Linked DNA regions of Mus musculus: region 2 is linked to region 1. The links are chromatin loops, found by intact Hi-C in ENCODE. Cell type or tissue: heart. All regions are shown on one strand. Links, peaks and the distances in the headings refer to the core of each region. The heading gives the core; the rest is flanking DNA.

The links. Hi-C counts contacts between places; a loop is a spot of excess contacts. Peaks named below come from ENCODE experiments on the same cell type or tissue, not always from the same donor. Only the 100,000 strongest peaks of a DNase experiment are listed, where the experiment ranks them.
Region 2: a loop joins it to region 1, with 2.0 times the contacts of the local background. A loop is called at or near these places in 1 of 42 quality-filtered maps.

Annotation. Positions count from the first base shown.
Region 1 is chr5:151,188,357-151,192,547 of GRCm38, reverse strand. Stard13 (StAR-related lipid transfer (START) domain containing 13) reads left to right here and starts at 2,355. Exons shown (of 14, transcript NM_146258.2): 1 at 2,355-2,622. The coding sequence starts at 2,454. In heart, for the core only: no CTCF peak of the experiment used is centred there; DNase peaks (open chromatin) are centred at 1,617 and 2,257; H3K4me3 peaks cover 1,346 bases; H3K27ac peaks cover 775 bases.
Region 2 is chr5:151,108,699-151,112,889 of GRCm38, reverse strand. All of the region lies in intron 1 of Stard13 (StAR-related lipid transfer (START) domain containing 13), which reads left to right. Among named protein-coding and RNA genes, the nearest start is that of Stard13, 79 kb to the left of the region's middle. In heart, for the core only: no CTCF peak of the experiment used is centred there; a DNase peak (open chromatin) is centred at 2,209.

The sequences.
Region 1 (4,191 bases), core at 977-3,476:
TTGTCGCATTTTTTTTTCCAGTTACTATAGAGCTTCTGAGAATCATTCCATTTATTTTAAAAATGTAGCCAAGAGAGCAATGAATTACAATCTTGGCAGCTGTGATGTCCAGCCTTTAAGGGTTACTCATAGCTATAAAGTGACTACACACTATTTCCTGCCTTACTTAGGGTCTTGAAACACAGTTTCTCGTTTTCCTTTTCTTCCTCCACCCATCTTCCATTCCCCCATAGTGAGAAGATGATAACTTCTCACATCTGACTTAATCACCACCACCACCACCCCCAATCGGTGTTGAGCTGTCAAGCTTTTTCCTACATGCCCAAAGTAGGGTCTCAGTGCCAATGTAGCCAATGCTGGTTCTGTCAGCTTGGCTAATGGCATCTGATACTGTGTTACAAAGTTTAACCTTTCCACTGTTCAGTCAGAGGCTTTTGACCTATCAAGCCTTACATACATGCCTCGTACCTTCTACAAATCTATGGGAGAACAAACTCTTCAGATCCCAATAAGAACACAAAGCCCATGATCCGATCCTGTAACATTGTCTCTCTTTATGCCTGAAAACTATCTTGCCTCTTTTTTTATAGTCATCAAATGAGGCTCGTTCACTGTGACGACGAGAGAAAATTATAAAAATCAGGCCAGCAAAGATTTCCACAGGGAAAGGCACTAATTGTTGATGAGCAGAGTGAAGCAATGAGAAGCAAGATCTTAACTGGAGTCGTGTTAAACTTTTTTAAGAATTTCTTTGTTTTATGTGTATGCCTATGTGCCTGAATGCATGTGTGTGTACCACCCACAGACACCAGAGAAGGTTGTCTGGTCCCTGGAACTAGAACCATAGGCACTTATGAACTGCTGTTTGGGTGCTGGGAACCCAACCAAGTACTGTGGGAGTGTAGCCAGCGTTCTTAGCCACTGAACCCTCTCTCTGCCTCCCAATTAAACTTTCTGCTGAAAGTGTCTAGTTATAAGCTAGGTCGTTTCATTTTAAGTCAGTCAAAAGTAAGACCAACCTCTGTGTGTGTGTGTGTGTGTGTGTGTGTGTGTGTGTGTGTGTGAACTCTATTCATTCAGCTCCAGGCTTAGAATTCAGTAAAGTTTCTTCTACCTTTTGTGGTGGTTGTTGTTGTTGTTGTTTGCATCAAACACTTCTAAAGAGGAAAAAACTGGAGAGGAGAAATTCTGACTGCTCTCATATGGTTCCTCAGCTATGGTTAAACTGACTAGCAGTTTCTTTCCCGGCACACTCTGGCTCTCCCCTGTATGCATGTGGACACAGAACTCTCCTGCAGAAAGAGCTCTCCCCAGCTTCTCCTGTCAGGACTCCCAGACTCTTGTTTCTGTTGTTGTTTGGTTTGGGTATTTTGGTTCTGTTTTTTAAAACCAGTCTCTCTGGTTATTTCTCTCAGAAATAATGTTCCGCTAGCCCTGTGGTAGACTTCTCTCTTGTTTTCTTCTTAAATTGAGACCGTTTCACATCTGACTACTTACTATAAGCCTTTATAAGCACTTACTAGAAGTTTCCACTATATTCCCATGGATCAGCAGCTTATACTGGGTCTTTGCAAGGCCACCTGCATCCTGTGTAGTGATTCCTGGCAGCGGCTTCAATATGACTAGCGCTTTGCAGTTGTTTAGTGGTGTTTAAAAACTGGGGGAAGTAGACAAATTAAAGGAGCGTGGCAGGGAGTTCAGGTTGTCTCTTTGGGTCTTTTCTGTAAAAGCCTTTGATGTCCCCATCCCATGTTGGTCCACAGGGTCTTTATTGACCTTTAGTGTCAAAATATGATCCAAAAGTTTGTTTTTCTTTGGAAACGTTTTATCTAATTAATTCCGTTGTAATGAGGCTAGTATTTTATACCCAGCGGCCCATACTTAACTTGAAATGGTGTGTTTCAAATACACAGCTGCAGGTAGCACAGCTATCTTTTTCTTTCTTTTCTTTTCTTTTTTCTTTTTTTCTTTCTTTTTTTTTTTTTTTTTTCAAATTAAACCTAGTTGCTGCTGGCTTTAGGAAAGCCAAAAACTCTTTCTCTAACTTTCATGACCTCAAAAGGTTCCTATGCCAGGGCTTGTTCGACCTCTCCTGTCTTCTGTGTCCCTCTCCTCTTTCAGCTCTGGGGTTGGGGGGCTTAGTCAGCCCCAGGCGCTTCCAATTCTCTATCAGCTTTAAGCGCAGCTTGAAGGAACTCCTCAGCTGCTGGTACAGCCTCGCGGTCGCGTTCGGCCGGGACACGCCCAATACTTTCTCCTTGTCCTATGATTGGCTCACGAGGTCACATGAGAGCCCCGAAGGGTTGGAATTCTGACTTGTGGCTTTTGGCACTCCTTTTTCTTTTTTAAAAATCGCTGGGTCTGTGGCTCTCTCCTGGGGCTCCATTGACTGAGGCTGGAGACAGCTGCGAAGAGCCACCGGCAGCTGAGGTGGCAGTGGAAACTCTCCCGAGATGTTCAGCCAGGTGCCCAGGACGCCGGCTGCAGGCTGCTACTATCTAAACCCCTTGACACCTGAGAGCCAGGAGATGTACTTGCGATTTGATCAGACTGCCAGACGCTCTCCCTACAGGATGAGCCGGATCCTAGCACGCCATCACCTAGTGACTAAAATCCAGCAAGGTGAGTTGCGGGCACTGCCAAGGTGCCGCTTATTTCTGTTGGCTCTGTCTTGTGCTGCTTACAAAGTTATTGTTTGCGCTGTACACCGCACGGATTCTTATGCCACGCTGCGTGGAACTCTTTCAGATAACTTTAGACTTCGGTTCTAAGCAGTCTGTCACAGCACCGAGCGCCTCATAACTAACGAAAATATCCCCAGTAGAACGTGAATCATGAATTCCTAATCCTCTGTGTGTCAACAGAGCAAATGAGAAAGGTTTACTCAGTGTGTGTCTTGGGGAGCTTTTCTGCAGGTAAACTCATACTGTGGTCATATTTAAAAGTGGACACTTGTTTGTTTAATTAGTGAGAGAGCTGGCGACTAATGGCCCAGCGTTTATAGTACATCTTCATTGAAGGAAAACAGTAAGAATCTAAGCTTAAGGCCATTGGACTGACAACTTGAATTACAGTCTCTTCCTGTCAGTGTGCTTGTGTGCATAGTCACCACTGATTTGTTGACACCGTTTTCTTGCTAAAGGATAAATGTGACTCTTCACCTCAAAACAGAGCCTATGACTACACACACTTAGGAGCACTGGTTTCCTAAGGCAGGTTGACAGTACTGATTACAGGCTGCTAAGTGATCCTTTTCTATTCTCAAGGGAAAACATTAAAAACTCTTGTACCTCAAACATTAATAAAACTCATGGATTTTTTTTTTAAGGCTTAAAGCTTATGACATGCCCTGTGTGGTACAAATTTGAAGATACCCATTTAAGAGACAGACACATCCATCCACAGTCAGTAAATAGTCACCTAGCTCTTAACTACAAACCTAACTAAACTATTACATTGGCCCTACCAGGAATTTTCAAGAGCTATTATGAAAATACCGTTCCCAGTTAGATAAATGAATTTGAGATTATATTGAATTTTAGAGGGGAAGTTAAAGTCTGTAATCTTAAAAGATCTCACTGTAATGTCTCCAAAAGGAACAATACACATTCTAGCAGCGACATTTAATGAGATTGTTTCCTTGGAAATGGGCATTTGTTTGCGAAGGTTCAGGAACTGGCTATGTGTGAAGGATACTGGCGCGGCATACCAGTATGATTGCAGGAAGGATATTAAGTCACTCCATGAACTCTGTGTGCAAGTCTCACTTGAATGGAAACAAAAGTATTCCCTGTGGCTCGATTTAAAAATACATTCAGTTGAGAATAAGAACCAGCTCCATCTTCTATTGAGAAACTACTTACAATGGGAGTGTATTGGGCATTAGGTATATAATCCTATGGACACTGGAAGTTTCCAATCTTCTTTATATGTATTGTTAGTCATTGACATGTTCCTTTGGGATAATGGTTGTTTTGGGTGAATTACCATTCTTGGTGAAAGTGGGTCATTCTTATATATGGACACCGTATTTCTGTGTTTTATTTTTTTCATACTTAGAAAATGTGAGGAGGTTCCTTGGTTTTTTTTTTTGTTTGTTTGTTTGTTTTTGTTTTTGTTTTTTTTGGTTGTTTGTTTTGTTTTTAATGGGGTAATGGAATGATTGGAGCCAATGAATTCCTAAACATTAAA
Region 2 (4,191 bases), core at 789-3,288, 79 kb after region 1:
ATGTCAACCGCTGGGATCAAGGCTCATCAACAAAGCTTTCCGAGCAATGCAAGAGTCAGATAAACCTCAGCATTCCATGCTATTCCCTGGCACTCTCGGGGGGTTTTCCTTCATCTAGTTGGCGTAGGTGTGGCCATTGTCTACCCTCAGGCAGCCATGACAGAAGGACAAGGCTTATCTTCTCTGGAGTCTGTGACATTATCCCAGTGGCATGGGTGTCTCTGATTATATGTACTACATCAGAGTTTCATTTCCCAAATCACAAGATTCTCAGCCCTCTGCAAAGACTTTCGGAGCGCCTTCCTCTTCCCGGTAAGGCTCGATGTTGGGAAGGGTCAGGTTTTGCAGACAGTCACACAGCTGGCAAGCTGCTCTTTGGAGTCACTTCATTAGACCCCTCTCAACTCACCCCTGAAATAATAACCTGCCTTATCAAAGCCCTGCACTCTAGAAGGTCTTGTTCCCCTTCATCTTCTGACCTTATAAACTATAGACTGCGAGCAATAAAATCATTTTTAAAAAGTAGATTTAAATCATCTTAAAGTCACTCTTCTTGTGACCTTTAGCAGCTGTATCACCAAAGCTTTCCCAAGAAACGAACACTTAAAAAGATGAAAAGGTGGATATAATTTCTGACCTATTTTTGCTTTAGGAGCAATTCATGATGTGATCAAATATACCTTGCAAATTGTTTACAAATTTCCAAAGCTTTTTTTTTTTTTTATTTGAAATTTGCGTAATGCAGAGCATCGGAATGAAACTGAAGGTTTTGCTTCTGCTTTTGCTTTGATTAAACACTTCTTTCTGCATGGTTATATCAAGCATAGCAGGACCATCCCAGACCCACGTCCTTCACCGCTAGTCCATCACGGTGGCCAAGAGCTGCATGCTTAAAAACATTGGCCTTTTGGCTTTCATAGTTCATCTTTGTAATACATTTTATGCAAACCGCATTCTGGTTATTAAAAAAAAAAAATCCCAAGCTGGGACTCACTGCCCAGGATAGAACTTTAGCCAAAGAGGAATTCCTTAGCTTCACATATCACAGTATAGCTTACACAACAGGAAGCTTGTTTTCATCCTAAGGAGCACTGGGAAGCCAGATTCTAAAATAACAAAAAAGAAAAAAAAAAAATCTAGGGTCAGGTGCGGTCTGCCATTTTTACAATAACATTAAAAGGCTGGTTTCAGTCAGGTTTGTCACTTGCCTACTTCTCACTTGCCAAACCCCAGGGCACCGAGCATAGGCCAAACCAGGGTGAGCAGAGCAGCCAGCATCCTGAAACCAGGAGGGTTCAACTCCAGAAGGACGGCAGAGGTTCTGACTTTAAAAGCATCTAAACAATGCCTAAATATTTAGTACCTGATATTGCCTTAAGTATTTACCTAAAATAAGTAACACTTTTTATTTCTATTTCATTTATTTTTGCCTTGAGAAATAGCTAGAACGCAAATTTGTTTGTTTGTTTGTTTGTTTGTTTGTGAGATACAAGGTCTTACTATGTAGCCCTAATCGCTTAAAACTCACTCTGTAGACCAGGCTAGCCTAGAATTCACAGAGGTCCTCCTGCTTCTACCTCCCCAGTGCTGAGACTAAAGGCGTGCACAACTACTGCCTGGCCAAGTACCAGTATTTTTAAAGATGAGCTTACTCTGGAACCTCCTGCTTAGGTACTCTGTACCTGCTATTAATGTGGTATGTGACTCTTCCTTATGGTTTTGTGCTACATCAAGCTCCTTGCCCATGACAGTTAAATTTTTTAGAAAAGAAAATTCGAAGAAATAGAACCTGTTTAAATGCCATAAGAGAAGCAGGAATACAAGACCTGAGAATCTTTGCCTCATACCTGACAGACTCTGCCTGTCCCAATAAAAAGGAATAATTTAAAAAGAAATATCAAGTAGTGCTGTGAATCTTCAGCCTAGAACTTGAATTTAGACTGAAAATAAATGCAGGCATACAGAGGCTTTTGCAGGAGTTTTATCAAGGGAAAGCCCCTCGTAGTTGTCATTTTCATGGACTGATGGTCGGACAGGCACAAGAGCTTTCCTCGTGGGTAGACTGGGGTCAGGAACACAGAGCCACCTGGCTGGGAGCCCCTTAGGGGATTTGCCCTTCAAGTCTTGAAAACCCCCAGTTGCCTTTTAAATGCACTTAATTCTCTAAAACTAAACAGCGCTAAAAGAAACCTCTTAGGTCAACTGAAATAGTCGTTTAAAGGGGAAAAATTGAATCCTTTTCAAAAGCAGCCGTTACACAATCTAGCTTGGTGTGGTGCCTGCTGAAAGTTGGGTGGCTTCCATGGAAACAGAAATGAACACAAGAGACAAAAGAGTTTTTGAGTAATTTTTAGAGTGAGGGTGTGTGTGTGTGTGTGTGTGTGTGTGTGTGTGTGTGTGTGTGTGTGTAAAAATAGTACCCAGGAATTTTCTCCAGAACTAACTAACTACTCATTTTTTATTTTTAAGTGTGTATTCTATATAATGCTGGCTATACCTCTACAGTTTTCCAGACATAGGGTGGCCACTGGGGATTCAAACATCCAATGAGGCAGAGTTTTCTGTGCTTAATGTGCTTGTTATCTCTAACGACTACAAATGTGTCTTCCACTCACCCTGGAGGCGGGAAAGTCTTTACATCTGGATACACTAAGCGCTTGCCACCTCCACAAGCAACCTCTGAGGTCTCTGGCACATCTGGGAATCACTGGCAGGTGGAAATCACTGGCCAAGTCACCGATAAGTCTTTGGTGAATTCCCTCTCATATCCTAACCTCAAAAGATTCCAGGAACCCACAGTGGGCTCTGTGTTTATTAGCCTACAGTTGTTGAAAGGCCATTCTGTTTCTGTTGCAATATTCATTAAACTTGTATTTAATGTTGTTCTTACAAAGAGAAGTTTAGCAGCAAGTCTGAAAGACAGGAAGTGACTCAGTGGCCCACGAGTCAGGTGTGGGTAGTAAGGGGTGAGCTACAGGTCTGAAAAAAGTGTCCCCATAGGGGAGAAAACAGGATTGGAATGTCAGCAACTGGTGATGTCAGTTCCAGGATGACCCAAACTGCCATCTCAGAAGCTGCCGGGAAACAGGGAGCCCCTTGTACACCCTAAGAGAAAAGCTGAAGTGGCTTCTTGGGAAGGTTCTGACAAAAGCCACCGATAGTTAGGTGGACTCTGGCTTTCGCTAATAGAAGCCATCATGCCAGGGATGAATTTTTTAAAATCTACAATGTGGTAAACCTGAGAGAGTGTGTGTTCTTTTTATTCTTCATTTAGAATATTCTAAACTGGCTGGTGCTGTGATCATTTTATGAAAGAAGTGCCATTATGGAATACACAATAATATATAGCTTAGAATGTAAATGGAAACCACACTTGCCAAAGAAGAGGAGCTTTGTAACATTTAAGAGGTCATATGCATTCTGGAAGCAGAGACAGGAGGATTGCAAGTTTGAGCTGCATAATGAATTCAAGGCCAGCCTGGGCTTCACAGCAAGCCCCTGCTTCAAAAATACCAAAGTTAAATTAAATTTAAAAACAAGAGAATTCATGGACGGCTAAAGGCCTGCATTATGCCTTTGTACCCAGGAGGTGGAGGTCTCTTAAAAACCTCATCTTGGCTACACTTAGCTGTAGAAAGTGTTGTCTTTGGTTTGCCTATCTGGCCAGAGCTTCATACGTGATAGGCAAGGATTTTGCCAACAAGCTACATGCCCAGCCACATGGAACATTTTCAACCTGTGTTTATAATCTTCAAGGGTGTGTAAGAAAAGATCTGGAATTTTCCAACAGAAGCTAATAGGCCGTTGGTACTTAAGAATGATTCGTAAGCTACATCTTTAGGGATGGCGAGTTTCATCCCCTTCTGAAGACTCTGTTGGTAATGAGGGTCAGTGGGACACGCTCTGCCTTATACTTCCGTCCCCTTGAGGGGTTTGCTTCATCGGACAGCACATGCTTCTTTCCACTCCAAACAGAATCTTCCTTCTGGAGGCTCTGATGAAAATTCTTGATGTTTCTTTTTAATGTGAATGAAAACAATGGGGAGAGGAAGTGTGGAGGATTGGAATCTCCGCAGAGGCCCCGCAGGTCACTAGGGACCAGTGAGGTTCCTTTCTGCTCTCGGTGGTGGCCGGAAGTGGGAAAGCGGGCGATCATCTGTTCCCAGCTATGTCTGTCTGTGCCACCACGCT